Regions from separate parts of the Homo sapiens genome. Here region 1 is linked to region 2. The links are chromatin loops, found by intact Hi-C in ENCODE. Cell type or tissue: MCF 10A. All regions are shown on one strand. Each heading gives the region's core, and the rest is flanking DNA. Links, peaks and the distances in the headings are about the cores only. Region 1 has its middle 24 kb from the start of UAP1-DT. Region 2 overlaps UAP1 (UDP-N-acetylglucosamine pyrophosphorylase 1).

Evidence for each region. A loop is a pair of places that touch in the nucleus more often than their neighbours do. Peaks named below come from ENCODE experiments on the same cell type or tissue, not always from the same donor. Only the 100,000 strongest peaks of a DNase experiment are listed, where the experiment ranks them.
Region 1: a loop joins it to region 2, with 5 times the contacts of the local background. A loop is called at or near these places in 2 of 110 quality-filtered maps.

What each region holds. Positions count from the first base shown.
Region 1 is chr1:162,529,741-162,545,082 of GRCh38, reverse strand. It overlaps the pseudogene UQCRBP2. Among named protein-coding and RNA genes, the nearest start is that of UAP1-DT, 24 kb to the left of the region's middle. In MCF 10A, for the core only: no CTCF peak of the experiment used is centred there; DNase peaks (open chromatin) are centred at 3,102 and 5,772.
Region 2 is chr1:162,600,096-162,615,437 of GRCh38, reverse strand. UAP1 (UDP-N-acetylglucosamine pyrophosphorylase 1) reads right to left here. Exons shown (of 11, transcript NM_001324116.5): 11 at 14,198-15,342. Among named protein-coding and RNA genes, the nearest start is that of DDR2, 25 kb to the left of the region's middle. In MCF 10A, for the core only: no CTCF peak of the experiment used is centred there; a DNase peak (open chromatin) is centred at 9,717.

The sequences.
Region 1 (15,342 bases), core at 2,409-10,408, 68 kb after region 2:
TCATGATCCGCCACCCTTAGCCTCCCAAAGTGTTGGGATCACAGGCATGAGCCACCACGGCCGGCCATAAAAGTTCTCTGCTTTGCCAGGTGCGGTGGCTCACGCCTGTGATCCCAGAACTTTGGGAGGCCAAGGCAAGCAGATGACATGAGGTCGAGAGTTCAAGACCAGCCTGACCCAACATGAAGAAACCCTGTCTCTACTAAAAATATAAAAAAAATTAGCCAGGCATGGGGGCGCATGCCTGTAATTCCAGCTACTTGGGAGGCTGAGGTAGGAGAATTGCTTGAACCCAGGAGGCGGCGGAGGTTGCGGTGAGCCGAGATCGTGCCATTGAACTCTAACCTGGCAACAAGAGTGAGACTCCATCTCAAAAAAAAAAAAAAAAAAAAAAAAAAAAAGAAGAAGAAGAAGAAGAAGAAAGAAAAAAGAAAAAGTTCTCTGCTTTAAGGGCTCCTGTAACTGAATGTTCCCCACATCCCCATCACCAGGGATAATCCAGGATCACCTCCCTATCTTAAAGTTCATAACCTTAGCTGGATCTGCAAAGTCCCTTTTGCTATGTAATGCAACATGTTCCTTGGTTCCAGGGATTTGGGTATGGACAGCTGAGGGGTGGGGGTGGAATATCTGCCTCCCTTGTGATTCTGCCCATTTTTCTGAATACTACCACTTGAACCACCCATTCCTTTCTCTAAAACCACCTTTGCAAAAATCATAACGGTGAGAAATTATGACAGTAAAAGAGATCTGATCTAACCAACTCCACCCTGCCTTAACCTCCAAACTGCCCTTGGTCATTCCTGGGCATGGGCCAAGCTAATCTGGGGAGAATTTTAGTTTATAGTTTAAATTATAATAGCCCTTCCCTAAACTAAACCAGTTTAGTAAAACCAATGAAAGGCCGGGTGCGGTGGCTCACGCCTGTAATCCCAATACTTTGGGAGGCTGAGGCAGGCAGATCACTAGGTCAGGAGTTTGAGACCAGCCTGGCCAACATGGTGAAACCCCGTCTCTACTAAAAAAATACAAAAATTAGCTGGGCGTAGTGGTACTCACCTGTAATCCCAGCCACTCGGGAGACTGAGGCAGGAGAATCGCTTGAACCCGGGAGGTGGAGGCTGCAGTGAGCCAAAATTGCTCCACTGCACTCCAGCCTGGGTGATAGAGCGAGACTCCATCTCAAAAAAAAAAAAAAAAAAACAATGAAAGTCCACCAGATTACAAGGATGAGAGGGGCCTGAATTCTGCTAAGATGTAAGCACAGTTAAATGATTACCAGCCATTATTCTGGAGGTCATAAGATTTGCAACTTCCCCAGTCACTCCTGTAAATAACTTCAGTACTGTAGAACCTAAGATTGGCCTTTTGAGATGTCTTTTCAGACTTTTGCATTTCTGACAACCAGATGGCCCCACCTAGACCAGGGGCTCCTCTGTGGCCCCCACCCAGAAGCAGACTCAGAAAAAGACCGTTTCCTACACTCCTATGATTGCATCCTCACCAATCAGTATTCCCTCTTCTAAAGCCCCATGCCCACTAAATTATGCTTGAGAAGCGCTAGCCTCTGAATTTTTGAGTTTTCAGGGAGGTTGATTTGAGTAATAATAAAACTCCGGTCTTCTGTTTAGCTGGCTCTAGGTGTATTAAACTCTCTCTATTGCAATTCCCCTGTCTTGATAAATTGGCTGTATCTAGGCAGTGGGCAAGATGAGCCCATTGGGTGGTTACATATGCACTTGACAAATAATTATTGGGCTCTTACTGTGTATCAGGCAGCATATTTGATACAGGGGATATAATAGTGACCAAGCCAGAAACAGTTCATGATCAAATGAAGCTAGAGGAGAGGCCATATTCAAATGTAATTACACTAATAAATGTTAAGGTACAATTATAATCAAAGTACGTATCTGTACTTTGAGACTGCTATGATGCTATGGTAGTACAAATTATGAAGTTGACATCACTTGGAGGGTGTGGTTCAAGAAATACTTCCTTAAAGAAGTGAAATCCCCGCACATATTTGAAAAAGAGCCATTACATCTCTGAAGTATTTTTTTCAAATATTCCTTATCTTTATATCATGTCAAAACAAATAAATGTAGTGGGAGTAAGGGATATTAGTGTGTGTGTGTGTGTGTGTGTGTGTGTGTGTGTGTTTTAGGGGCTGTCAAAGTGGCCTACCATTTACTTCTCCTGGCCTCTATCCAGCAGAAAATGTGTTAGGGGAATTTAGGCAGACAGAATTCTCCAATTAAATAAATATTTTGTTTTATTTTATTTTATTTTATTTTTGAGAAACAGGATCTTACTTTGTCACCCAGGCTGGAGTGCAGTAGTACAATCACATCTCACCTCAGCCTCAACCTTCCAGGCTCAAGCAATCTTCTTGCCTCACCCTCCTGAGTAGCTGAGACTACAGATGCGTGACACCACATCTGACTATTTTTTTTTTGGTATCTTTTGTAGAGATGGGGTCTCACTATGTTGCCCAGGCTGGTCCTGAACTCCTGGGCTCAAGTGATGCTCCCACCTCAGCCTCCCAAAGAGCTGGGATTACAAGCATGAGCCACTGTACCCCACCTAAAATTAAAAATATATATATAAATACAAATTGAGATTGCTTTGCTCTTAAAAATTGTTCTTGACAGTAGGACAGCCTTCCATCAGGAGAAAATTTGGAATACAAAAGAAAAGAATGCTAATTTGAGATGGTGTTTCCCTTTTTTCATGAGAAATAAAAAGTAATGTATGGCCAGGGTATAATATAAGACAGGTCTAGGAAAGAGCAAATGCTTCAATGACCAGGATGTGTTGTTTAAAAGGAACAGCCAAACCATCAGCAATTTCTAATGTTTTGTTTCTTAACTTTGAGATGTAATGTCCCAAAAGGAAAAAAAAAAAAATTGCCCTTCTTGGTTAGTATGAGTTGTACTTATTTTCTGTGAAGTCCGTAGGAAATCATTGCTGCTCTCAATGATGAGTAAACTGAATTGCAAAGGGAGTACCTGCCCCACCCGACTCCCTCATAATCTTCTCTCCAGAAAGTATAGCTGCTTTCTCTTCCTCCAGGAGCTGACAGGAACTGAGTGGAAGAGAGCCAGCATCTGAGCAAAGCCAGAGGCATTTCCCTTGAATGCTTATGAAGAGACTAAGAAAAAAAATCCCTCCCCATTAGCTGGAATTACAATTTCCCAAGGAACAGTGGCCATAGGGCCACTCATTGGACAGATTTTGAAGGCAGAGGCTGCAAGAGAACAGAGAACTGAGGGAAGAGGGGAGTGTGTGGATGAGATTAATTGAACAGTCTGGACTCTGAAAATCCATTTGGTAGTTGCTCGTGACGCAATCCTTGGGGAAGTACCAGTCTAAGGTGCATGTAGATCCTGTACCAGGGTTCCAAACTATCTCAGGGTCAAAATGGCTGGCAGGCCGGCTGTTGCAGCATCAGTGGCTGGATGGTTTTTGGTAAGTGTATTATAATGCTGCAGGATTCCATAAACTGGGGTTAATGCCAGATGATACCATATATAAGGATGAAGAAGTAAGAGAAGCCATAAGAAGCCCTCCTGTGAACCTTTATAATAACAGGATGTTTCACATCGATTGCGCTGGACCTGACTATGAGGCAGCAGATCTCGCCTAAAGAACAGTGGACCAAATATGACAGGATAAATTCTACCTTGAACCGTATCTGAAAGCGGTTACTTGGGAGAGAAAAGAGAGAAAAGAATGGGCAAAGAAGTAATCATGCAGTTGAAATCTATGGATGCAGCTGTCCTCAAAGTATTTTTATGAAGATGTTGGTTAACGCCAAAACACAATTTAATAATTATTTAGGCCGGGCGCAGTGGCTCACACCTGTAATCCCAGCACTTTGGGAGGCCGAGGCGGGTGGATCACCTGAAGTCAAGAGTTCAAGATCAGCCTGGCCAACATAGCGAAACCCTATCTCTACTTTAAAAAATACAAAAATTAGTTGGGCGTGGTGGCGGGCACTTGTAATCCCAGCTACTCGGGAGACTGAGGTAGGAGAATCGCTTGAACCTGGGAGGCGAAAGTTGCAGTGAGCCGAGATCGCACCACTGCACTCCAGCCTGGGTGACAGAGTGAGACTCCGTCTCAGAAAAAAAAAAAAAAAGAAAAGAAAAGAAAAGTATTTAGTCTGCACGTTTTCCTTTAAATAAATACCTATAGTAAAAACAACAACAACAACAACAACAAACTGTCTCAAATGAATCCAATACGTACCCCAACTTTACCAAGTTGGTTGATGTTTGTTTTTATTTTTGGCATCCTGAGATCACTGTATTTTATTATCCAGATAAAATAATTCCAATTACGGCCGGGCGCGGTGGCTCACGCCTGTAATCCCAGCACTTTGGGAGGCCGAGGCGGGCGGATCACGAGGTCAGGAGATCGAGACCATCCTGGCTAACACAGTGAAACCCCGTCTCTACTAAAAATACAAAAAAAAAATTAGCCAGACGTGGTGGCGGGCGCCTGTAGTCCCAGCTACTCGCGAGGCTGAGGCAGGAGAATGGCGTGAACCCGAGAGGCGGAGCTTGCAGAGAGCCGAGATTGCGCCACTGCACTCCAGCCTGGACGACAGAGCAAGACTCCATCTCAAAAAAATAAAGTAATTCCAATTTCATGTCTTTGGATTCCCCACAAGCAGAAAATCAGGTAATCACTTGATTGTCTCTGTACCCAAGGAACAAAATCTTTAATATACGGAGCGGTTTGGCCCCTTCTTATTTCCACACACTAGTCTGTGAGTACTGTCTTTACATCACCCAAAGACCTGTTGAATTGCTTCCCCAAACAAAAGATGAATTCTCTCTGGAGCTATAAAATGCACCTTGTAAAACTGTAGTATTTTTGCAATTTGCGACTACCACCCAGAAACCATTTTAAAATGACAAAGATTTTCTGCTTTTTTTTTTTTTTTTTTTTTTTGAGACAGAGTTTCACTCTTGTTGCCCAGGCTGGAGTGCAATGGCGCAATCTCGGCTCACTGCATCCTCTGCCTCCCCGGTTCAAGTGATTCTCCTGCCTCAGCCTCCCAAGTAGCTGGGATTACCAGCATGCACCACCATGCCCAGCTAATTTTGTATTTTTAGTAGAGACGGGGTTTCTCCATGTTGGTCAGGCTGGTCTCGAACTCTCAACCTCAGGTGATCCGCCCACCTCGGCCCCCCAAAGTGGTGGGATTACAGGTGTTAGCCACTGCCACTGGTGTTTTCTGGTTTCTTATTCACAGTTTATAGTCAGGATCTTAATGATCTCATGTAGAATATTTCTCTTTAAAATTTGGTACAGTTTATTATGAACAATGTCTTTGTATGAGAAAAATATAATAATCATATGTAATACAAATTCTGTAGGCAAGAAAGAAAAGTATGTTATCCCGCAGGCTCAGGCTGGACATTTTTTTTTTTTTTTTTTTTTTTTGAGATGGAATCGGGCTCTGTCACCCAGACTGGAGATCAGTGCCGAAATCTATGTTCACTGCAACCTCCACCTCCCGGGTTCAAGCGATTCTCCTGCCTCAGCCTCCCGAGTAGCTGGGATTACAGGCACCTGCCACAACGCCCAGCTAATTTTTGTATTTTTAGTAGAGACAGAGTTTCCTCATGTTGCCCAGGCTGGTCTTGAACTCCTGACCTCAAAGGATCCACTTGTCTCAGCCTCCCAAAGTGCTGGGATTGCAGGCATGAGTCACCACCCCTGGTTCAGGCTTGGCTTTTAATTCTGCTGCTCACCCAGTGTGGTCAGGCAAACCTGCCCTCTCCTGTACGTGAGCTTTGAGCATTTGTTGGGCTGTTCTAACAGAGATCATAGTTGCCATACTTACCTTCATTGAGAACTGTATTTTTCCATAAAGAGGGTGCTGCTTCAAGTTAGGAAGGAACTTCAGAAGGGCTTAATATGAAGTGATGCAAGAATAAGAAAAGGCCTCTCAATTCAGGCAACTGAAAGTTTGAGAATCAGAGTCATTCAATTCATATGCTCTGAGATCAGTCATTATTAGCCTGTATGTGTGGTTTTTGTTTTCCTGTACAACCTAGAAAATTAGTCTTTGGTCATGTTCCTGGAATTCAAAGAAATATCATGAGCAATGAGTTAAGTATGTATTTTATCTAAGAAATGTAGTCTACCTATTATATGGGGCATGTGTATGTGAGGCACATACACAAAATTATTCAGCTTTGTTGAAGCCAGTAGTGAAAAGCATAATTAAAGAGAGATTTAAGTCTTGAAATTCTGGTGACACAGGGGATAGGCTGCTTGAATTCGGCCACAAAACCTTATTTCTGACATATTAAACAAACAGATTAAGAAACAATTGGCCCATATAAGCCCACGTCTATGTTAACAGTAAAATATTCCTTATGAATTAATTAGTCAACTTACTGAGTTTTGCATCCGAGTAAGAATCCCCTTTTACCTATTCATACAGCTATAAACTACAAGCGAAATTAAGATCTTGTTATCTGTGGAAGGAAAAGATATTGTTAAAATCTCAGACAAAAATCCACCCCCCCATTTTCATTTAAATATGAAAGCAAAGTTGTATTAAGGAGGTTAAAAATTATATATAATAATATTTATATGAAATAAAAATATTGATGGTGGCAGTATTATTTTTCCTCCACAATATCAAAGGGTAGAGAATATAGTCTATATTTAATTATTCCTTGACAAGCTTAATAACCTAATTTTTTTTTTTTTGAGACAAAGTGTCACTCTGTCACCCAGGCTGGAGTACAGTGGCACGATCTCAGCTTCCTGCAACCTCTGCCTCCTGGGTTCAAACAATTCTCCTGCCTCAGCTTCCCGAGTAGCTGGGATTACAAGTGTGCACCACCAAGCCCAGCTGATTTTTTGTATTTTTAGTAGAGATGGGGTTTCACCATGTTGCCCAGACTGCTCTCAAACTCCTGACCTCAAGTGATCCACCCACCTCGGCCTCCAAAGTGCAGGCATTACAGATGTAAGCCACCGTGCCTGACCACCTAATGAAAAAAATAATAATGGTAATAATAGAAAAAAAGCAAAAAGCATTCATAACTATGTTTCTGGATCCACTGTAGATGACATATTTTTCCACAGTTGCAAGTAAAAATGAGTTTTCCAAAATGTAAAATTGTTAGAAACAAAAAGTATGGGCATGCTAAAAAAAAAAATCCTGCTATGAGGGAGGTTCCTTACATCAAAAATGGTCAGGATGAGTTAGGCACTAACACCAAATGATGAGAAAAATGGACATAACATTGAAGGGAAGATGTTTTGAAATGCTCAACTTGCAGCCCAACATAAGAAGAGAAATTTGGATGACGATGAGAACAAAAGGGAGGGAAAGACACCTCACAGGTGTTTCATGTGAATAAGCTCATTTAGTCTTCACAGCAATTTTATAATGTAAATATGATTATTATCTCTATGTTACAAAAGAGGAAACCAAGTCTTATAAAGTTTAAGCAGCTTACTAAGGTCATATCGTTACTGTGTGAGGAAGTCTCTCCAACTTGGAGAGTGCAAGGGAGAGTCATATAAGTCCCTGGAACACTCCAACTTGCCTTTCTATTTTCATTTCCAAGCTGCCTCCTTTGCCTGGTCCTGAAATCTCTAATTCTCTCTCTCCCTCTCTCTCTCTCTCTCTCTCTCTTTCTCTCTCTCTCTCTCTCACACACACAAATTTGGCATCTCACCTCTTTTACCCTAATTAAACTTGGCCTTTGTCAGCAGGCAACTGGTTCTGATGCTCTGTCAATGAAGATAATGGAGAAATATGGTGTTTTTTTTTTTTTTGGAGTCGGAGTCTTGCTCTGTCACTAGGCTGGAGTGCAGTAACAGTCTCGGCTCACTGCAACCTCCGCCTCCTGGGTTCAAGCGATTCTTCTGCCTCAGCCTCCCGAGTAGCTGGGATTACAGGTGCGCACCCACCACGCCCAGCTAATTTTTGTATTTTTAGTAGAGATGGGGTTTCACCAGGTTGGCCAGGTTGGTCTTGAACTGCTGACCTCGTGATCCACCTGCCTCAGCCTCCCAAAGTGCTGGCATTACAGGTGTGAGCCACCGCACCTGGCCGAAATATGGCATTAAAATGGAACCTTCTGTTCCTTAACCCCAGACTCTCTATATCCACTTGTGATACAAACCAATGTAGCAACATAACCAGCCCTTGCCATATCTTCCCTACTGCTTAAGGGTTAGCCAATTAGCTGATTTCCCTTGCCTGTTTCTTTGGGAACAAAGAAAACAATTGTGTCATGTACATGAACAGACACATGAACAAGTAGGTGGAAGCCATTTTGAATGGTAGAATTTCAGTTTGCCAAAACCATAAAAGTGACTCACAACACCACTTTCAGGCAGCCTAGTTCAGGGGCCATAGCTGCATATGTTATTTATCATCAGACCCAACCTCCAAATTCTCTTTCTTGGCTATAATGCAAAGTCAGATGCTTAGGCCTTTGATGAATGTGCAGCAATAATAAGAAGGGAGTGCTGGCCGGGTGCAGTCGCTCTTGCCTGTAATCCCAACACTTTGGGAGGCCAAGGTGGGAGGATCACTTGAGCCTAGGAGTTTCAGACCAGCCTGGGCAACATGGCAAGACCCTGTCTCTACATAAAATACAAAAAAAAAAAAAAATTAGCCAGGCGTGGTCGTGCATGCCTGTAGTCCCAGCTACTAGGGAGGCTGAGGTGGGAGAATCACTTGAGCCCAGGAGGTCGAGGCTGCATGAGCCATCAGCATGCCACTGCACTCCAGCCTAGGCAACAGAGCAAGATCATATAAATAAATAAATAAATAAATAAATAAATAAATAGAGTGCTGCCGGGAGCGGTGACTCACCCCTGTAATCCCAGCACTTTGGGAGGCTGAGGCGGGCAGATCACCTGAGGTCGGGAGTTCAAGACCAGCCTGACCAACATGGTGAAACCCCATCTCTACTAAAAATACAAAAGAGTTAGCTGGGCATGGTAGTGGGTGCCTGTAATCCCAGCTACTCGGGAGGCTGAGGCAGGAGAATCGCTTGAAGCCGGGAGGTGGAGGTTGTAGTGAGCCGAGATCACACCACTGCACTCCAGCCTGGGCGACAGAGCAAGACTGTCTCAAAAAAAAAAAAAAAAAAAGACGTGGTTCAGAGGCGAGGAGTATAATTTTTTTAGCTCTCTTATTCCCTGGCAGAAATAATGTAGCCTTCTTATTATAACACATGTCCTTTTAGCTGTAAGATAAATAAGATGAGGTCACTGCTTTTACAGATCTCACATGCAAAGGGAAGAAACAGAGAAATGTTATTTAGTGTTAAGAATTTATAAATATTCACAAAATTTGTTGGAAACATCAAGGAAGGAATAGTTGATTCAGCCCAGAGACCACAGGTTTACACAGATGTGGATACATGGGCTGATTCTTAAAGGATGAGTAGATACTTGCCAAGCAATGATACACAGAAATGGAGGAAGTACTGCTATTGAAAACAGATATTGGAACACTCGGTCTGAAATCCAGGCAGGTGTTGGGGAGGAGTGGGCAGGGCATATGGAGCTACTGAAGAATTTCAAGAAGTGAAGGAATCTGATCAAAATTTTTAATTCTCTTGGCAGCGTGGAGCCTGAAGGCAGGAAGATCACTGTAATAGTTTAAGTAAGAGATTATGATGGTCCAAAATATGCTGATGGGCCACGCATGGTGGCTCACACCTGTAATCCTAGCACTTTGGGAGGCTGAGAAAGGAGGATTGCTTGAGGCCAAGAGTTCGAGACCATCCTGGTCAAAATAGTGAGGGTCCATCTCTATTATTAATATATATAGAGAGAGAGCTGATGATGAATATGAAGTTCAGGAAATAAATGTAAGAGATATTTAAGATTTAGGATGGGAAAGGCTTACTGATTGCATGTTGACAGTGAGGGAGGAGGAGAACTAAATGGCTTTCATGTTTCTGACTTTGGTCACTGAGTAGATGGGTTATTACCTGAAAAAAGAATATAGTCAAGGCAGGTTTTGAGATATCTCCTTGGCTAATGAACAATTCTCCCTTCTGTAAGAACAGCCCCCTCTGAAAAGGAAAAGTGCACAATAGTCTTTGTACAATGTGGATCAATATCTGTCATAGTTTATTGGTCTAGCATGGACACTTAAACACACTGTGCCAATTAAAGATTCTCTTCTGGGAATTTGTGATTGGGCCTACAGAAAGTCACTTTTGAGGCTGGGCGCAGTGGCTCATGCCTGTAATCCCAGCACTTTGGGAGGCTGAGGTGGGCAGATCACAAGGTCAGGAGTTCAAGACCAGCCTGGCCAACAATATGTGACAAAATATTGACAGTAGATGAAGGGTATGTTGGCATCAACTTACTATCCTTCCAACTCTTCTGTGGGTTTAAATAGACCAAATAGACTCCAACTTCTCTAAGAAAATTGGGGAAAAAGTATGCAGTACATCCAAAACATATTTAACCATAGAATATTTCTGGTCTACCCAGCCCCTCCAGGCTTCTCAATATTATACGGCATGCTAGTGCTAATGTTCCAAGGATATACAGTTTGGGAAATGCTGTACTAAACACTAATAAGCACTTCTCCTCTAACTTCAACTTGTTCAATGACTGCTTAACTAAGCTTTGGCTTTTTTTTGTTTGTTTTTTGAGACGGAGTCTCACACTGTTGCCCAGACTGGAGTGCAGTGGCACGATCTCGGCTCACTGCAAGCTCCGCCTCCCGGGTTCACGCCATTCTCCTGCCTCAGCCTCCCGAGTAGCTGGGACTACAGGCGCCCACCACCACGCCCGGCTAATTTTTTGTATTTTTAGTAGAGACGGGGTTTCACTGTGTTAGCCAGGATGGTCTCGATCTCCTGACCTCGTGATCCACCCGCCTTGGCCTCCCAAAGTGCTGGGATTACAGGCGTGAGCCACCATGCCTGGCCTAGCTTTGGCTTTCATTCTCACTCTGTTGCCCAGGCTGGACGGCAGTAGCGCCATTTCGGCTCACTGCAATCTCCACCTCCTGAGTTCGTTCTCCTAAGTGATTCTCCTGCCTTAGTCTCCTGAGTAGCTGTAACTACAGGCGCATGTCACGACGCCCAGCTAATTTTTGTATTTTTAGTAGAGACAGGGTTTTGCCATGTTGGCCAGGCTGGTCTTGAACTCCTGACCTCAAGTGATCCACCTACCTCAGCCTCCCAAGTGCTGAGATTACAGGCGCAAGCCACCGCGCCCAGCCTGATCCCTCTTTTCTTTAAAGGAGTGTGGTCTTAAAAATGTAAATGTTCTAATTTTATAGCAGTAATTTTTTTTTTTTTTTTGAGACGGTCTCACTCTGACACCCAGGCTGGAGTATAGTGGCTCACTGCAACCTCTACCTCCTGGGTTCAAGCAAGTCTCCCACCTCAGTCTCCTGAGTAGTTGGGACCACAGGCATGCGCCACTATGCCTCGCTAATTTTGGATTGTTTGGTATAGATGGGATTTCACTGTGTTGGCCAGGCTGGTCTTGAATTCCTGACCCCAAGTGATCTGTCCTCCTCGGCCTCCCAGAGTGCTGGGATTACAGCCATGAGCCACCGCCCAGCCTATAGTACTAATCTTTTGTTACTAGTCTAATAAATCGTTTCCAACAGAAACATCAATAACGTCTCATTGCTTTACAAAGTAATCTCAACTGAACAGGTGTTCAATGGTCCTTGTCATAGAGCCTCTTCCCAGGTCTGCACAACTCTGGAAGACATTTTATTTAGCTGGTATTTGAATATGCGGCCATCGGTCACCCATTTTCCTTTGAGCATTATTTTTATTTCATATGTAAAGATATTGAAATATACATATAGACATCTATATAATATTACATATGCAGATGATATTGTATGCTTAATGAAAAATAGGCTTTTGGAAATGGTTTAGTAATTATGTGTAGCAACTCGCTCATGTTCCAACCTATTAAGTCAAGAATTCTTAAAAGTTACAGAATAGTGGAGAGAACTACAAGTCACAATAAAACACCTCACGTTTTTAAAGTGAAAATTTGCTTAGCCAAGTTCAATATACTCATGCTAAGGAAGAACTCAAGGATTTTGGTTGTTCAGATACACAATTTTATGCAACAGAAGGAAATGAAAAATCCTAATTCCTTCAATTTAGGACTAAAAACTGTTCCACAAAAATAATCTGCTATATATACATATATATGTATATATAGAGAGAGAGAAAGAGAGAGAGAGAGAGTCTCTGTCACCCAGGTTGGAGTACAGTGGCGCAATCTTGGCTCACTGCAACCTCCGCCTCCCAGGTTTAAGCGATTCTCGTGCATCAGCCTCCCAAGTAGCTGGGATTACAGGTGTATGCCACCACGCCCAGCTAATTTTTGTATTTTTTTTGTAGAGACGGGGTTTCATTGTCTTGGCCAGGCTGGTCTTGAACTCTTGACCTCAAGGAATCCACCCACCTTGGCCTCCCAAAATGCTGGGATTACAGGTGTGAGCCACCGTGACTGGGCATAATCTGCTATATTTTTAAAATCCAAAGTCTACCTTTCTAAATTTCTAAGTTATTTGATTAAATTGCCAATTTTGTTATTTGTACATCAATAGATTATAATGATTTCCTTTTGCTATAGAGTTAACTAAAATAGAAACTACTGGCCAGGTGCAGTGGCTCACACCTGTAATCCCAGCACTTTGGGAGGTAGAGGCGGGCAGATCACCTGAGGTCAGGAGTTCAAGACCAGCCTGACCAACATGAAGGAACCCCGTCTCTACTAGAAATACAAAATTAGCCAGGCGTGGTGGTGCATGCCTGTAATCCCAGCTACTAGGGAGGCTGAGGCAGGAGAATTGCTTGAACCTGGGAGGCGGAGGTTGCAGTGAGCCGAGATGGCGCCATTGCACTCCAGCCTGGGCAACAAGAGCAAAACTGTCTCAAAAATAAATAAATAAATAAATAAAATAAACTACTAAACTGCCATTCTTTGAAATATTGGAGTCATCCATATCCAACTGGATGCCAGATTCTATGAATTCATTTTCAACTCCACAAACATTTATTGAGCAATTACTATAGCTCAGGCATGGGGCTAGGTGCTAGGAATACAGATCTGAATATGATGATCCACTACTGATAAGGAGTACACTTGGGGCAAAACAAAATGGTAAATCTAGTCATATAGGAAATGCATACATACAAAGTAAAGACTTGGTACAGAATTACTAACAATTTGACAGGGAAGAGCACAGGGAAGATAACTAGAGAAAGTAACAACTGAGCTGTTTTAAGATCAATATGATTTTATCACACAGATAACTGGGCATGGGTAGGCAGGGAATTGAATGCAACTTTGTTTTATTTATTGTTTTTCTTTTTTTTTAGACGGAGCCTGGCTCTGTCGCCCAGGCTGGAGTGCAGTGGTGCAATCTCGGCTCACTGCAACCACTGCCTCCTAGATTCAAGCAATTCTCATGCCTAAGCCTCCCGAGTAGTTGGGATTACAGGCGCGTGCCACCATGCCTGGCTAATTTTTTTCTGTTTTATTTTTGAGACATGGTCTCACTCTGTCATCTGGGCTGGAGCGCAGTTGGTGTCATCACAGCTCACTGCAGCCTTGACCTCCCGGGCGCAGGTGATCCTCCCACCTCAGCCTCCCAGGTAGCTGGGACTACAGGTGTATGCCACCATGCCAGGCTAATTTTTCTATTTTTTGTATAGACAGGGTTTCACCATGTTTCCCAGGTTGGTCTCCAACTCCTGGCTCAAGAGATCCACCCACCTCAGCCTCACAAAATGTTGGGATTACAGGCGTGTGCCACTGTGCCTGGCCTGAATGGCATTTTAATAAGAGGATCAGAAGAGGAAAAAGGATGGACTTTGCAGAAATACAGGTAGGTGCAGCTGCAGCATGAAATATAAATAGGGAAAGAGATAGGAGGCATGATTGACAGGTGGAGCCAGATTGTAAAAAGTCTTATATGCCAATTCAAGAGAATTAGACATAATTTTGAAGGCAAATGGGCAGAATAGGAAATAAAATGAAGAATTTTATACATGAGTAGCATGATCAGGCTTCTTTTTAAAAATGAAAACTGTTAGCAGTATTAAGAGACAAGAGGGCAGGAGACAGGGATCTTCTAAGAAACTCTAGTAAAAGATCAAGGACTAAACCCAGTAGTATCTGAGGAAATGAAAAAGGGAAGCTGGATCTGGAAGGAATTACTGGGTTGACTAGCACGCAACCTAGCACACTGGTGACTCTGAAGTTAGATATTCATTTGTCCACTGTGTAAACCCTAGGAAGTAAGCTAAACAATCCATTTCCTTAACCATAAAATGAAGTGAACATTAATATCTTCCTAATAGGCTTCTTGGGAGGATTAACCAAAAAGCATTTAGCACGTTTGGTGCAAAATAACGCTCAGTTAGTCACTATTCTACTATCAGGGAGATGAAGAGATTGAGCTACTCCTAAGTAGCCCTTGAATAAAGGCCTGCTTCTGCTTTTCAATCCTAACCAATGCCCGTTGTTTAGATGAGTGGTTCTAAAAGTGCAGTCTCCACCCTAGCAGCAGCAACAGCCCCACCTGAGAACTTGTTAGAAATGCAAATTCTCGAATCCCACAAAGAACTAGTCAGAAACTCTAGGGGCGGGGCCCAGCAGTCGGTAGCCTAACAGGCCCTCCCAGGTGATTCTGTTATATGCTGAAGGATGAGAATTACTGGTTTAAATATTCTTAACTCCAGTCTAAGTTATTAAAACAGTCTCTTAGGGTGTCCCTTCTAACAACATTTTCCTGTTGAATTTATCTTCCAGATCTGTCACTGACTTCCCAAAACAACATGCCAATGCCACTCCCAGACAGACCAGTATATAAATACCACCTCTCAGTTTTATGAAATGTCGGGCAAGTCTCTTTATTTGGGTTAATTGGGTCTCTGTTGTCTCAGTTAATTGGGTCTCAGGTTATTTGGGTTTCAGTTCCCATGTGGAAAAAGGGAACATTAAACATGATATAAACTAAAATGGTACCCATCACCTAGTTGATGCTTCATGATTTGTGGCTGTTTTATTACTATTGCACCTATTATCTCATTTGGTCCTCACAACATAAAAATACAGCTATTATCAAAGCAGAATCACTGGATTAAAGATATCCAAGTTGATAAAACAGCCAAGATTAGAACACAAATTTCCTGACTCTGAACTCTGGTTCTTTTCATTAGACCTGGCTGTTTCTATAATATCAAGAACACTTTTCCAAAATAAAAAATTACATATCAGTATTACCAATATGATGCAAGATTTCCAAAAATGAAAAATCATATTCTTTAGAAATGG
Region 2 (15,342 bases), core at 4,774-12,773:
GTATTGTTGGTGGGGTAGGAAGAATAATGGCCCCCAGAGTTATCCATGTCCTAATCCCCAGAACCTGAGAATATGTTACCTTGCATGGCAATAGGGACTCTGCTGATGGGATTAAGCGTAAGGCCCCTAAAATAGGAAGATTATCGTTGGTTATCTGAGTGGTCCTGTCTAATCCCATGAGCCCTTAAAAACGTAGAACCTTTCCCGCTGGGTCAGAGAGATACAACAACCAAAAGCAACAGAATGAGTCTGAAAATGGCAGCATGAGAAGGATTCAATACCCTATTACTGGTTCTGAGATGTAGGCGCCATCTGCAAGGACCAGAGAGCGGCGTGGGGGAGCTACGGACAGCCCCAACTAACAGCCAACAAGGAAACAGGAGCCTCAGTCCCACAACCCCATGGAACTCCATGCTGCCACCTGAATCAGCGAAAAAAAAAAAAAACGGATTCTTCCTTCCCTAGAGCCTATGGGAAGAAACTCAGCCCTGACAACAACCTGATTTTAGCCTGATGGGACCTGTACCAGACTTCTGACCTGCAAAAATATAAGATAATTAAGTTTGTGTAGTTTAAACCACTAAGTTTGTGGTAATTTGTTATGGCAGCAATAAAAAAAAACTAAGACAACTGGCAAAAGTATAAATTAGTAAAATTCCCTAGCAATGCAAAAAAAAACAGTAATCAGAGCTTTAAGAATATTTATATTCTTTGACCAAATAATTCTATGTCTGGGAATCCATACTCAGGAAATACTTATAAATATGGAAAGCCTCTTATTAAAAAATATTTGTCACAGCATTATTTATATTATCAAAAAGCTGGAAGAAAAAAATTAATGTTCAACACTAAGTAAAAGGTTAACAAATCCACCTGAATAAACATGATTCAGCAAATAAAAAGTAGACTTATAAATATTAATTACACAATATGAGGAAATGTTTTTGCTATACTGTTAACTATTTAAACACTTTTTTTTTTTTTTTTTGAGACAGAGTTTCGCTTTTGTTGCCCAGGCTGGAGTGCAATGGCGCGATCTCAGCTCACCGCAACCTCCGCCTCCCGGGTTCAAGTGATTCTCCTGCCTCAGCCTCCCGAGTAGCTGGGATTACAGGCATGTGCCACCACCCCGGCTAATTTTGTATTTTTAGTAGAGACGGGGTTTCTCCATGTTGGTCAGGCTGGTCTTGAACTGCCGACCTCAGGTGATCTGCCCCCCTCTGCCTCCCAAAGTGCTGGGATTACAGGCGTGAGCCACCGCGCCCGGCTATTTATGCACTCTTTAAGGTACATAGAAAAGAAATACCTAAGAGAAAAATACACAGAAACAATAGCAGCTGCATTCGAAAAGAGGTCATTTTAAATATGCTATTTCTCTGCATTTCCAAGTTTCTATTAATGAACCTGGGTGCCCTTCATCTGCTGGTAGGACACAGAGGATCGAGGTATGGATGATGTCAGCATTTCTCAGACGGTCAAGCAGGTGGGCTTTTACTCAACCCTGTGTAACTTGGACCTGGGCTAAACATTCTCCTAAGGCTGAGGCGCTAATACCTGAGCATTTGAAAATACTGCCCTCTACTGCACAGAAATAGCCTTGCGGGAAAGGCTACAAAAAACAGTTAAACATGCCCAGCCGGGACAAGGCCCCCAGGAAGGCAGCCGACTCACAGAAACTAGCCTATAATACACTCAGAAAATAAGTGAAAAATCAAGCTATAAAACCCGGCTTAAGCAAATACATTCTGCTCCATGGCTTCAGATATTAGCTCATCATTACCCTCAACTTATGCTTATGCAAGCCCCCCTGACAGCAGGGCAGATTAGGGTAGGACAGGCAGTGGGGCTGAGGGCTGCTGCCACATTCCAGAGGATTCCAGACAGCTCCAGAAACAAGACCCTGGAGTATCATTTTTGGAAGCCCAACCAAATTTGGTTACGAGGATAGAAGAGTGAGACAAAAATAGCTTGCTACTAATAAACGTTAACCAAAGAGTACTATGGGCCTTTAATTTGATCACTATTTGGATATTCTTGTCTCTGATTAAGAATACGCCAATAAGCAAAGCAGTTAGTCTTACAACTTTGTTATGCAGGGGTAGGGCTCTCAACTTCCACCTGCAACCCAAGACAGGAACCGTAGGTTGTGGTTTTCTGCTTCTCACCCCCTGGAAGCAAGTTATCAAGAGCACCATTTCATTGCCCAACAGCTCTGTAAATGGGACCGGATAGAATTTAGTGTCCTCAGGCCCTTTGCTCTACTGAGGCTGTCTGAGCAGTGCCAAATTCAGCCTGCCAAATGCACTGCCCTTCAGTATGTTACGAGAATATAATAAAGGGAAGGGAAAGAATGTGAGAAAAACTTTTCCACTGAAACAATTACACTCACCTAAGTATAGCCCAACTCTACTTTCAAATGTTGATTCATTATTCCCAGAACTGCTCTTTGCCATCCCCTGCAAACACAACCCCCCCATATACAAACACACACATACAAACATACACTTTCCTATAAATAAAGAGGAAATATACCCTAAGTCCAAGAACAATAATTGGCTTTGGGCTGGTGTTGCATAAGCTTATTGTGATTCTTCTTAATTCGCACTAGCTTGAGCATGACCCTGGCGACAGCCATCTGGCCCTGATCACCATCTGGCACTCTCTCTCTTTGTGCTTTTGACCCTTCCTCCTCGGATACCACAGGCTGAGCCGTCTCATACCAATGGGCCCTTTTCCCAAACTGCTAATTGTGAAATTCACTAAAAATATTTGCTCTCTCTTCATTCATAGTTATTTTCCATTGCTCCTCAATTCTGATAGCTTAAAAATTATAAACCCAACTATTTTATACCTTTACTCTTTCAAAAGCCATGGTTGGTATGTATAGCATTTTTCAGAATGTTGTTGGGATTAGAAGGTGTGGTGGGTAGCAGCATAGCATAGTATTAATTGCAACAATGGTAGTATTTTGCCATTACTTTCAATGGCAAAAACCACAATTACTTTTGCACCAGCCTAATAATTCAAAGCAGGGATCTCAGAGCCAGACAGACCTGGATTTTAATCCTCACTCACCATCCGCTAGTTATGAAGTCTTGAATAAGTTATTTAAACTCTCTCTTTAATCAATTAATTATTTTAAAATATATTTTCAAACTTCAAAATGCATATACTTTTTTCTTTTTAATTGAGGCATAACATTAAAAACAAATTTTAAGTGTTCAGCCTAATTTTTAGAAATGTATCTGTTGCCACAGCTGATAAAAATACAGATATATCCAGCACTCAGGAGGCTCCCTTGTGGTTCTCCCTCAATAGATACCCCTTCCATAGAACTTGACTCTTCTAGCCTTTTCCATCATAGATTAGTTTTGCCAATTCTTGATCATATATATGGAATAATGAAATGGATACTCTTTTGTGCCTGGCTTTTCTTCCAATATTATTGCTAGGCAAGATGCAAATTTTTTTTTCAAGATGGAGTCTCACTCTTACCCAGGCTGGAGTGCAGTGCCGCAATCTCTGCTCACTGCAACCTCCACTTCCCAGGTTCAAGTGATTCTCCTGCCTCAGCCTCTCGAGTAGCTGGAATTACAGGCATGCACCACCATGCCTGGCTAATTTTTTTGTATTTTTAGTAAAGATGGGGTTTCGCCATGTTGGCCAGACTGGTCTCGAACTCCTGACCTCAGGTAATCCACCAGCCTCGGCCTCCCAAAGTGCTGGGATTACAGGCGTGAACCACCGCACCTGGCTGCCAAATTTATATTTAACTTTTAAGGGACTGCCAAACTTCTTTTCAACATGGCTATGCCATTTTATCTTGGCACCAACAATCTGTGAGAGTTCTGTATCCTGGTCAACGCCTTGTATGATCAGTCCTTTTAATTCTACACATTTTAATAGATGTGTCAGGGTACCTCATCATCATGGTTTGCATTTCCATTTCCCTAATGACGTTTAGCATCTTTTTGTGTGCTCATTTGCTATCAGCTTACCTTCTTTATTGAAGTACCTATACAAATCTTCTATTTTTTTTTTTTTTTAATTTATTTATTTGAGACAGAGTCTCATTCTGTAGCCCAGGCTGGAGTGCAGTGGCACGATCTCAGCTCACTGCAACCTCTGCCTCCCAGGTCCAAGCAATTCTCCTGCCTCAGCCTCCCGAGTAGCTGGGACTACAGGCACATGCCACCACGTCAGGCTAATTTTTGTATTTTTTTAGTAGAGACAGGGTTTAACCATGTTAGCCAGCATGGTCTTGATCTCCTGACCTCGTGATCCACCCCCCTCGGCCTCCCAAAGTGCTGGGATTACAGGCATGAGCCACCACGCCCAGCCTCTTCTAGAAGTTTTATATAGTTTTAGGTTTTACATTTAGGTCTATGCTTTATTTCAAATTACTTTTTATATTTGGTGCAAGGTATGTATAAGTTTACTTTCTTGAAGATGGATATCTAATTGTTTCAGCACCGTTTGTTGAAAATACTATTTTTCTCCATTGAAATGTCTCTGCACCTTAGTTGAAAATGAATTGACAATATACTTATTTCTTCCTTTCCTTCCTTTCCCTCCCTTCCTCCCTCTTTTCCTTCCTTCCTTCTTCCTTTCTTTCCTTTCTTTTTCTTTTCTGAGATGGGGGGTCTCACTATGTTGACCAGGCTGATCTTGAATTCCCGGCTTCAAGTGATCCTCCTACCTCAGCTTCCCAAAATCTTGAGATTATAGGCGTGAGCCACCACGCCCGGACTCAAATTGACAATATATGTATTGTCTATTTCTAGATTAGTCTATTTATCGATTATCTATTCTGTCTCATTGATATATTTGTCTACCTTGTCATCTATAGATCATTTTGGGGAGAACTGACATCTTAACACCAAATCTTCTCATCTACTTCTGTAATTTTACTCAACAACATTTTGTACTTTTCAATGTACAGGTCCTTCACATATTAGTCAGATTTACCCATAAGCATTTCATGTTTTAACATTACTATAAATGATGTTGATTTTCTAAATTTTAATGTCTAATTATTTGTTGCTAGAATATAGAAATACAAATGATTTTTGTATGTTGATCTTGTATCCCACAACCTTGTTAAACTTATTAGCTCTGATAACTTGCATGCAGATCCCACAGGATTTTCAAGGTAGATAATCATGTCATCTTCAAATAGACAGATTTATTTATTCCTTTCCAATGTAGATACCTATATGTTTTTCTTGCCTTATTTTACTGGGTATAACTTCTATACAACATTGAATAGAGGTAGCAAAAAAGAACATACTGCCTTGTTCCTGATTTTGGGGGGGAAATACACAAGTCTTTTACCATTAAGTGTGATAGTAAAATGTAGGTTTGCAAACATGACCTTTGTTTATCACATCTATTCCTTCTATCCCTAGTGTCATGAGACTAAAATTTTATAAGGAAAGGATGTTGGATTTTGAGAAATGTATTTCCTAAATCTATAATTTGTCTTTTTGTCTGTTAATATATTGAATTCTCCTTATTAATTTTCAAATGTTAAGCCAACCATGCATTCCTGGGCTACACCCCACTTTGTTATATTATCCATCTAATATATTGTTGAATTCTATTTGCTAAAATTGTGTTAAGAATTTTACACCTAAGTTTGTGGAAGCCAGCCTTTAAGATGGGTCCCCATAATCTCTGCCTTCCAGTATTTATACCCTTGAGTAGTCACTTATTGTACAATAGTTGACCAATATGGTATTATAGACATGATGCTATGTCACTTCTGAGGTTAATTATAAAAGACACTGGCTTCTATCTTGCTGCTGTCTCTCTTGCTTGGGTCACTTGTGCTGAGGAAAGCCAGCTTCCTTGTCATGAGGTCCTATGGAGAGGTCCATATGGCACAGGACTGAGGCCTTTTACCAAAGGCCACGTGAGTGAGCTTGGCATCACGGTCTTCAGCCCCAGTGCAGTCTGGATGACTTCTGCCTTGGCTGATGGCTTGACTCCAACCTCATGAGAGAACCAGAGACAGAACTATCCAGCTAAGCCACTCCTGGATTACTAATCTTTAGAAACTAAAAAATAAATATGTGGTGTTATGCAGCAATAAAATAAAATAGACACCATTAAGGTACCTGAATGGGAGAGAACATACTATTCATTGAGAAAACAGAATGGCAAAGATACACAGATAAAAGAGAAACAAGAACAGTAAGTACAAGTTTATACTTCCTAGCATCAGATAATAGAAAACCAGGCCCCTTAGTGATATTGCCCATCTTGTCAAGGATAGGACATGTGGAAGAAAAGAAGCCATTTAAGTTTCTTTGATTAAAATGAAGAGAATGCAGACACCTATTACATTTCACAATAAAGTCTGACTTGCCCTAAATACAGCTAATTCTACTAAGGCCATATTAAATAGTTGGATCAAGGGCCACTATTTCCTCTTTAAATTAGGATTTCTTTATTCCATAGTGACCCTAGGTGATTTTAATATTTTATTAATCTATTTTCAGAGGACTGATTTTAAAATATCTTTATAAGAACACAGAGATACTCTTTATCTTGTTAGGCTGAACAAGAACTGAATTTATGTGCCTCTAATGAGATTAACATGAAGTATGCACACTATCTATGAAGTTTTTTGGGTTTGTTTCTGTTTTGTTTTGATTAGACAGAGTCTTGCTCTGTTGCCCAGGCTGGAATGCAGTGGTGCAATTTCGGCTCACTGCAACCTCTGCCTCCTGGGTTCAAGTGATTCCCTGTTTCAGCCTCCCAAGTAGCTGGGACTACAGGCCTACACCACCACGCCTGGCTAATTGTTATATTTTTAGTAGAGACAGGGTTTTACCATGTTGGCTAGGCTGGTCTCAAACTTCTGACCTCAAGTGATCTGCCCCCCTTGGCCTCCCAAAGTGCTGGAATTACTAGTGTGAGCCACTGTGCCCAGCCTATGAAATATTTTTAACTTTACAAAATTGATTACAGTGGCTCACGCCTGTAATCCCAGCACTTTGGGAGGCCAAAGCGGGCATATCACGAGGTCAGGAGATCAAGACCATCCTGGCTAACACAGTGAAACCCCGTCTCTACTAAAAAATACAAAAAATTAGCTGGGCATGGTGGTGGGTGCCTATAGTCCCAGCTACTGGGGAGACTGAGGCAGAAGAATGGCGTGAACCCAAGAGGCAGAGCTTGCAGTGAGCCAAGATCATGCCACTGCACTCCAGCCTGAGCAACAGTGAGATTCCGCCCCCCCCAAAAAAAAAAAAAAAATTGACCTTGAATTTCATCAAGCTTCAGCTATAACTATAATTTTCAGGAAATATGGAGGCTAGAGGAGCAAGTTAAAGGACATCATGGAAATGAAACCCAAAATCTGCAAATCTATGTTGAAAAAGTAACCAGTTTTTTCTAACAAATAAATATCAAACAAAAAAAAAAAAGAAGAGGAAGGAGGACCTGCATATATTTTTAAATATTTAAGGGAATATTTAAAAGACATATTAGTCAAAGGCAATAAATTGACTGTAGAGCCTGATTCAAATAATGCAACATAAAAAATATATATTTATGAGACACTGGGGGCTGGGCACAGAGGCTCACACCTGTAATCCTAGCACCTTGGGAGCCAAGGAAGGGGGATAGCTTGAACTCAGGAGTTCAAGACCAGCCTGGGCTACATGGTGAAACTCCCTCTCTACAAAAAAAAACAAAAATTTAGCCGACATGGTGGTGTGCACCTGTAGTCCCAGCAACTTGAGGGGCTGAAGCAGGAGAATCACTTGAGCCCAGGAGGTTGAGGCTGCAGTAAGCCAAGATCTTGCCACTGCACTCCAGCCTGGGCGACAAAGTGAGACCCTGTCTCAGAAAAAAAAAAAAAAAAGATATTTATGAGACACTTGGGGAAGTTCAAACACTGGCTGGATACTACATGATATTAAGGCATGATTGTTAATTATTAAGGTTTTAAAAATATCATGGGGTGGGCATTGTGGCTCACGCCTGTAATCCCAACACTTTGAGAAGCTGAGGTGGGAGGATCACTTGCGCCCAGGAGTTTGGGAACAGCCTGGGCAACATGGCAAGACCTCGTCTCTACAAAATAAATTACCTGGACCAGTGGCATGTGCCTGTAGTACCAGCTACTTGGGAAGCTAAGGTTGGGGGATCACTTGAGCCCAGGAGTTCGGGGCTGCAGTGAGCCATGTTCATGCCACTGTACTCCAGCCTGGGTGACAGAGTGAGACCTGGTCTAAATACATATATATATTCATATATATAAACACACACATACACTGGTTATTTTATCACTCCAATATACACTGATACAATGAAGTATTACAACCAAGATGTTGAACTGATTTTAAAGTAATTCAGTGGGTGGGTGGGGTGTAGAGGGAAAGTGAGAAATAAATGAACCAAGACTAACCACAATTAATTGTTAGAAACTAAGTAATAGAGGCTTATTACTCTGTTCTATTGTGTATGTTTGAATTTATTTTAAGTAGACAAAAAGTATGGGCCTCTGGATTTAGACTCTGGGTTCAATTCTCAGCTTTGCTTCTTATGAGGTATATAATCTTAAACAATTTACTTAACCTCTATGCCTCAGTTTCCCTGTGTACTGGACAATAAAAGTTCCCACTTCATAGGAAAGTAATAAGGATTAAATGAGATAATGTATGTAAAGTGCTTAGTGCAATGCCTGACACATGGTTAAGTGTTAGAATATGTTAGCCATAGTTATCCTTACTGAATATTTACTTTATATTCGTGTGACAGTTAATCTCTCCTTTATCACATTTCAGACCTTTTAGAAGTCTATAAAATAAGCCAGATGTGGTCACACATGCCTGTATTCCCAGCACTTTGGGAGGCCAAGGTGGAAGGATTTCTTGAGCCCTGGAGTTCGAGACCAGCCTGGGCAACATAGTGAGACCATCTTTACCAAAAATTAAAATAAAAAATTAGCGGGGGGAGGCCGAGACAGGCAGATCACCTGAGGTCAGGAGTTCAAGACCAGCCTGACCAATATGGAGAAACCCCGTCTCTACTAAAAACACAAAATTAGCCAGGCGTGGTGGTGCATGTCTGTAATCCCAGGAGGGATTACATACTCAGAAGGCTGAGGCAGGAGAATCGCTTGAACCTGGGAGGCAGAAGTTTCGGTGAGCCAAGATCACGCCATTGTACTCCAGCCTGGGCAACAGGAGTGAAACTCCGTCTCAAAAAAAAAAAAAAATTAGCTGGGCATGGTGCTGCATGCCTATAGTCCTAGCTACTTGGAAAGCTGAAGTAGGAAGATCCCTTGAGCCCACAATTTTGAGACTACAGTGAGTTATGATTGAGCCACTGCACCCCAGCCTGGGCAACAGGGTGAGAACCTGTCTCCAATTAAAAAAAAAAAAAAGTGAGGAATTTATTTTAAAAAATAAAATAAAATGTATATTTTAAACTTTAAAAGAAAATCGATTGTCTCATTTCAATCTTATCCATATTATGTTATATATTTTACTCTATAAAATACAACATGAGTTGTACACATGGTTTTGTAAGAAGAAAAAAAAAAACTTTGCCTACCAGAATAAAATCTGAGATTTGTGGGAAGGATCATTTCCTGGGAAGTGGAATCACTGAGAGAGAAATTGAAGAACTGATGTGGAAAAGATGAGTCATGAAGCTACAAGGATAGACTTTTTGTTCTTATGGTGTCCTAACTTTGTTGATAATTTGGAAAACACTGTTCACATAAACATATTGTCACCACTGACTCACTGAGTTTTTTGGCAAGCCTTTTAGACCTTTCAGCTTTAAAGACATAATACTGAATGTATACATTCCATCAGAGGGCTCATATTAAACCTCTTGAAAAAAAGCTTTACCTCAAACTGCATTACCTTAAATTTCTATATATTTCCTTCGTATATTCCTCTGAATCATAAGGCATTATCATATTTCACAAATGAAGACTCTATTAAATGCCCAATGCCAAAGACAATAGCATAATGGAGACTACGCTTTCTTATACTGCAACAATGCACATTCCGCTCTCTGAAAGTATGTTTACATCCTCCACCTCAACTGCACCACAGCCAATTTTACCTCAGATTTCCTTCACAGCTGTACCAAAGTGGCTAATGTGAACACCTTTGGTTAATTTTTCCTTTGAGCCTTTATAAAAGATAAAGCTTTTTAATCATAAAATTAAGAATGTATTGTCCAAAAATTTATAGAGAGAAAAAAACCCACCCATAACGTCATCACCTTAACACCTTTTTTTTTTTTTTTTTTTTTTGAGACAGAGCGTCGCTCTGTGGCTCAGGCTGGAGTGCAGCGGTGCAATCTCAGCTCACTGTACCCCCTGCCTCCTGGGTTCAAATGATTCTCCTGCCTCAGCCTCCCGAGTAGCTGGGATTACAGGCGTGTGCCACCACGCCTGGCTAATATTTGTATTTTTAGTAGAGATGGGGTTTCTCTATGTTACCCAGGCTGGTCTTGAACTCCTGACCTCAGGTGACCCACCTGCCTCAGCCTCCCAAAGTGCTGGGATTACAGGTGTGAGCCATCACGCCTGGCCTTAACACATTATTATACTTTTTACTTCTCATTCAGCCCGAAAGAAGTGCCTGTAATATTTTTAAACCAAACTGTTCACTAACTTTCCTCTTTCTCTTCCCTGCCTACCACCCTGATTCCCATTTCAGAAGATGTTGAGTCAGACAGGGATAAAATTTAGAAAGACCCCCATTTAGGCTGGTTGTTTCTAGCAGTCTGAGATATTTGCAAAGTGGAATTATCCCCAGAATGCCTGTATTCATCTTTTGCTTGTACTGTTCTCAAGTGAAATGTTCTTCACTCTTCTCCTCGTCTAAGCTTTCAAAGCCAGAACACATCCAGTCTCTTCCCTCTCATCCTTGGTTGTTGATTTCTAAGCTAAGTCTATGCCTCCAAGTCAGTAATTCTCACTCCTAGCTGCCTTTTGGAATCATCTAATGCTTTTTATAAATTAGATGCTCTGGCCTTCTACCAGACTGAGAATCATAATCTCTAGGATTGAAGTCAAAAACTTGCAAGATTTTTCAAAAATCTCTCCAAGTAATTCAGAGGATCCTAAGGGTTGGAAACCATTGTTCTAGTAATTACAATTCTCCTGGTCATGTCTTGCTAGTTTTTTTGTTTGTTTGTTTTTTTGAGACGGAGTCGCCCAGGCTGGAGTGCAGTGGCATGATCTCTGCTCACTGCAACCTCCGCCTCCCGGGTTCAAGCAATTCTCCTGCCTCAGCCTCCTGAGTAGCTGGGATTACAGGCACACGCCACCACACCTGGCTAATTTTTGTCTTTTTAGTAGAGACCAACATAGTTTCACCATGTTGGTCAGGCTGGTCTCGAACTCCTGTCGTGATCCGCTCCCCTCGGCCTCCCAAAGTGCTAGGATTACAGGCGTGAGTCACCGCACGCAGCCCATCTTTCATTCTTTTACCACGATCAGTACCGCCCCCTCGGGTGTTTGAAAGAACAAAGCTCACATAAGATTTATCTATTTGGTTTCTAGCTTAATTTATTATTGCTCTGGAAACACTGGCCTCTCAGTCTCTCTCCCTAATTTATGTTTCCTTTTTAGTACCATCCCTGAACATTTTTTAATAATTTCAACTTTTATTCTTGATTCAGGCAGTACCTGTGCAGGTTTGTTACATGAATATATTGTGTGATGCTGAGGCTTGGGGTACAATTGATTCTGTCACCCAGGTAGTAAGCATAGCTTTTCAACTACTGGTGAAAAACTATTGGTTTTCCAACCCTTTCTTTCCCCTCTCAAGCAGTCCCCAGTCTCTATCGTTGCTATCTTTATGTTCACGAGTACCCAATGTTTAGCTCCCACTTATAAGTGAAAACATGTGGCATTTGGTCCAGCAATCCCATTACTGTGCATATAACTAAAAAAATGTATAAATCGTTCACCCAAAAAGACACATGTACTTGTATGTTCATCACAGCACTATTCACAATAGCAAAGACATGGAATCCAGTTAGGTGCCCATCAAAGGTGGACTGGATAAAGAAAATGTGGTACATATACACCATGGAATACTATGCAGCCATAAAAAAGAATGAAATCATGTCCTTTGCAGTAACACGGATGCAGCTGGAGGCCATTATCTTAAACAAATCAACACAGGAACATCTCTGAACTTTCAGTCAGCCTCCCCAAATTCTCTTACAGTGACCATTCTCAAGCCTTAGTGTACACCAAAATCATGCAGATGGCTTGTTAAAACACACATTTCTAGGCTGCACCCCCATATGCATAATGTAGTTATTCTGAGAATCTGTATTTCTAAGTTTCCAGGTGATGCTGATGTACCTGGTTCAGGCGACCACACTTAGAAATATCAGTTATAGATTTCCTAATTAACCCCATATTTTGGGCATGAATCACCTGGCAACTTGATGCAGTTAAGGGACCCCTTTCCTCCCCAAAATAATTATAAATCTTCCTTTCATGATCCACTTCTAAATCACAATACACATTTGCACTTAGAGGTAATTAAATCTGGCCAGGCACCATGGCTCATGCCTGTAATCTCAACACTTTGGGAAGCCAAGGCGGGCAGATCACCTGAGGTCAGGATTTCAAAACCAGCCTGGCCAACATGGTGAAACCCCGTCTCTACTAAAAAATTAGCTGGGCATGGTGGCAGGCGCCTGTAATCCCAGCTACTAGGGAGTCTGAGACAGTAGAATTGCTTGAACCCGGGAAGCAGAGGTTGCAGGGAGCCAAGATCATGCCATTGCACTCCAGCCTGGGCAACAAGAGTGAAACTCCGTCTCAAAAAAATAAATAAAAATAAACATCTAACCCCAATTTGAGAAGGAAATAGCTCTACTCTCAAAATGATGGGTGTGATAGTTAATTTTATGTGTCAGCTTGACTGGGTTAAGGCATGCCCAGACAGCTGGTAAAACATTATTCCTAGGTATGTCTTTGAGGGTGTTTCTAGAAGATATTAACATTTGAGTCAGGAGACTGAGTAAAGAAGATTGCCTTCATCAGTGTGGGCAATCCAATACATTGAGGGCCTGAATAAAATGAAAGGGCAGAGGAAGGGTCAACTGGCTCTGCTTGAGCTGGGACATCCATCTTCTCCTGCCCTTGGACATCTGCACTCCTGGTTCTCCAGCCTGCAGACTCAGACTAGGACTTACACCATTGGCTCCCCTGGTTCTCAGGCCTTCGGGTTTGGACTGGAACCACACCACCAGCTTGCAGAGGGCAGATCATGGGACTTAGCCTCCATAATCATAAGCCAATTCCTCAAAATAAGTCTTTCTATATATCTACATATTTCAGCTGGTGCAAAAGTAATTGCAGTTTTTCCCATTACTTTTAATATCCTATCAGTTCTGTTTTTCTGGAGAATCCTAATACAATGAGATCCTTCGATGAGGACACGATAAACTCCAATTTATGATTACCTTTGTTTAACTCTTACTGAGCTTAATTCCTTACATTTTAGTAATAAATTATCTTTTCATTGTTACGTGGGTTAATTTTGTCCCTTTAACCAGAATGTAAGTTTTTTAAGGACAAGTCTCTGTGTTATACTTTTTATACCCCATCTAATATTGCTGGCCACGTGACAAGCACTCAGTCCTTACTGGCTAACTCATTCATTCATCACTTCCCAATATGTATTTCCTAAACCAGGGCTCAAAACAGGACCATGAATTGCAAAAATGTCCACGTTGGCCAACAGAAAAACAGATTTCCAAACTAACTGAATGATTTGTGTTTTAGTCACTCTTCTAAGAGTATGCATGCTTTTTCCTTGCCTCTTTTTACCTGGATAACTGAAATCTGACTGTACTGTGATGAATAAAGAGGAAGTGCTAGCAATAGTAAGCTGGAATTAGAAATAAAATCAAAATTACCAATAAAAGCCAAAACTTCCAGGAATAGAAGAGGTAGAAGTTGAAAACTGAATTTTTCTTTATCTTCCAATAGACGTCACTAAAAATTCCTTTGTGGACATCAAAACTGGATTAAATTAGAGAGGTTAAGAGGGAAATTGAACAAAAATCAAATATTCAAGTAACATACCCATTGGGCTTATATGTTCACTTGTGACTATCAAAAAAGTTATTAAATCACAGCCAGTCGATCAAGCCAGACTCAAAATGACTATCAACTGTCACATAAATTCTATACTGTTACTGCCAAATTATTCTAGCTTTTATTTTCATAAACATTTTACCCAATTCTGTATTTTCTGAATTATAACAATTATTTAACAAGAACTCATAAAAATACATAATGCTATCACCTTATCATTTCATGGCTCAGAGGCTCTCAGAGTTTGCTCTTAACTACCCAATGTTCCCCAGCCATCGCTCCTCTCCAACAAAACCACTACACAATCCCATTTCCATTCTTCCCTTTTCCTAGCATCACTAGTATTTTCTTACAACAGGAGAAGAATAAATAGCAGGTGGAAATAGCAGAGGAAATAGCAAGGTTCAAGAAAAAAAGAAACGGATCATACCATTAGTATCAGTTTTTGGCATTCAGGAGCTAAAGACTCTGCAATTCCATTCTTACAACCCATTTGGAGCTCATTTCAATGAGAAGTCAAACTTCACTAATCTTTTTGAAAACTGGAATAGATAACAATAGCAAAATTGAGCTGTTATTGAAATAAAATAGAAAATATGCTAAATGAATGATTTAGGCCTTAGTTAAAAAAAAAATAGGTAAGATTGATGGATATGAACATCACATGCTCTTCAAAAAAAAAAAAAAGTGATCCTTAAACAAAAGACCCACCCCATGAATGACATCCTATCTTGTGACAACTTGTTAGCGGAAAATGAAATTTATTCATCTCTTTTCTAGATATAATTTTTAGAATCATTTATCCAGATGTTCCTTTTTATACTTTTGGTCAATACTTAAATATTATTTAAGATGCATTTATAAAGCTCAGTCTTTTCATGCAAACAGCATTTTAGACACAGAGAACCCTTACTAATGACCAATGATCTATGGCCCATATTTAAAGAACCACCTTTGTCTTTTTATTTTTTTAATCCTCTAAAATAACAACAACAATAACAAAAAACTGGAATAGCCTACCAGAGAAAATTCAGAAACTACATTCTTTTGAATTCCTAAGTGCCACCAAATATTTGGGCAAAACAGAGTAAATGAATAATTTGAAACAAGGCTTCTCGACCTTGACACCATTGACACTTTAGGCCAGATAACTCTTTGTCGTAGGAGACCATCCTGTGCATTGTAGGATGTTTAGTGACATCCCTAATCCCTATTAGATGCCAGTGGTACCACTTCAC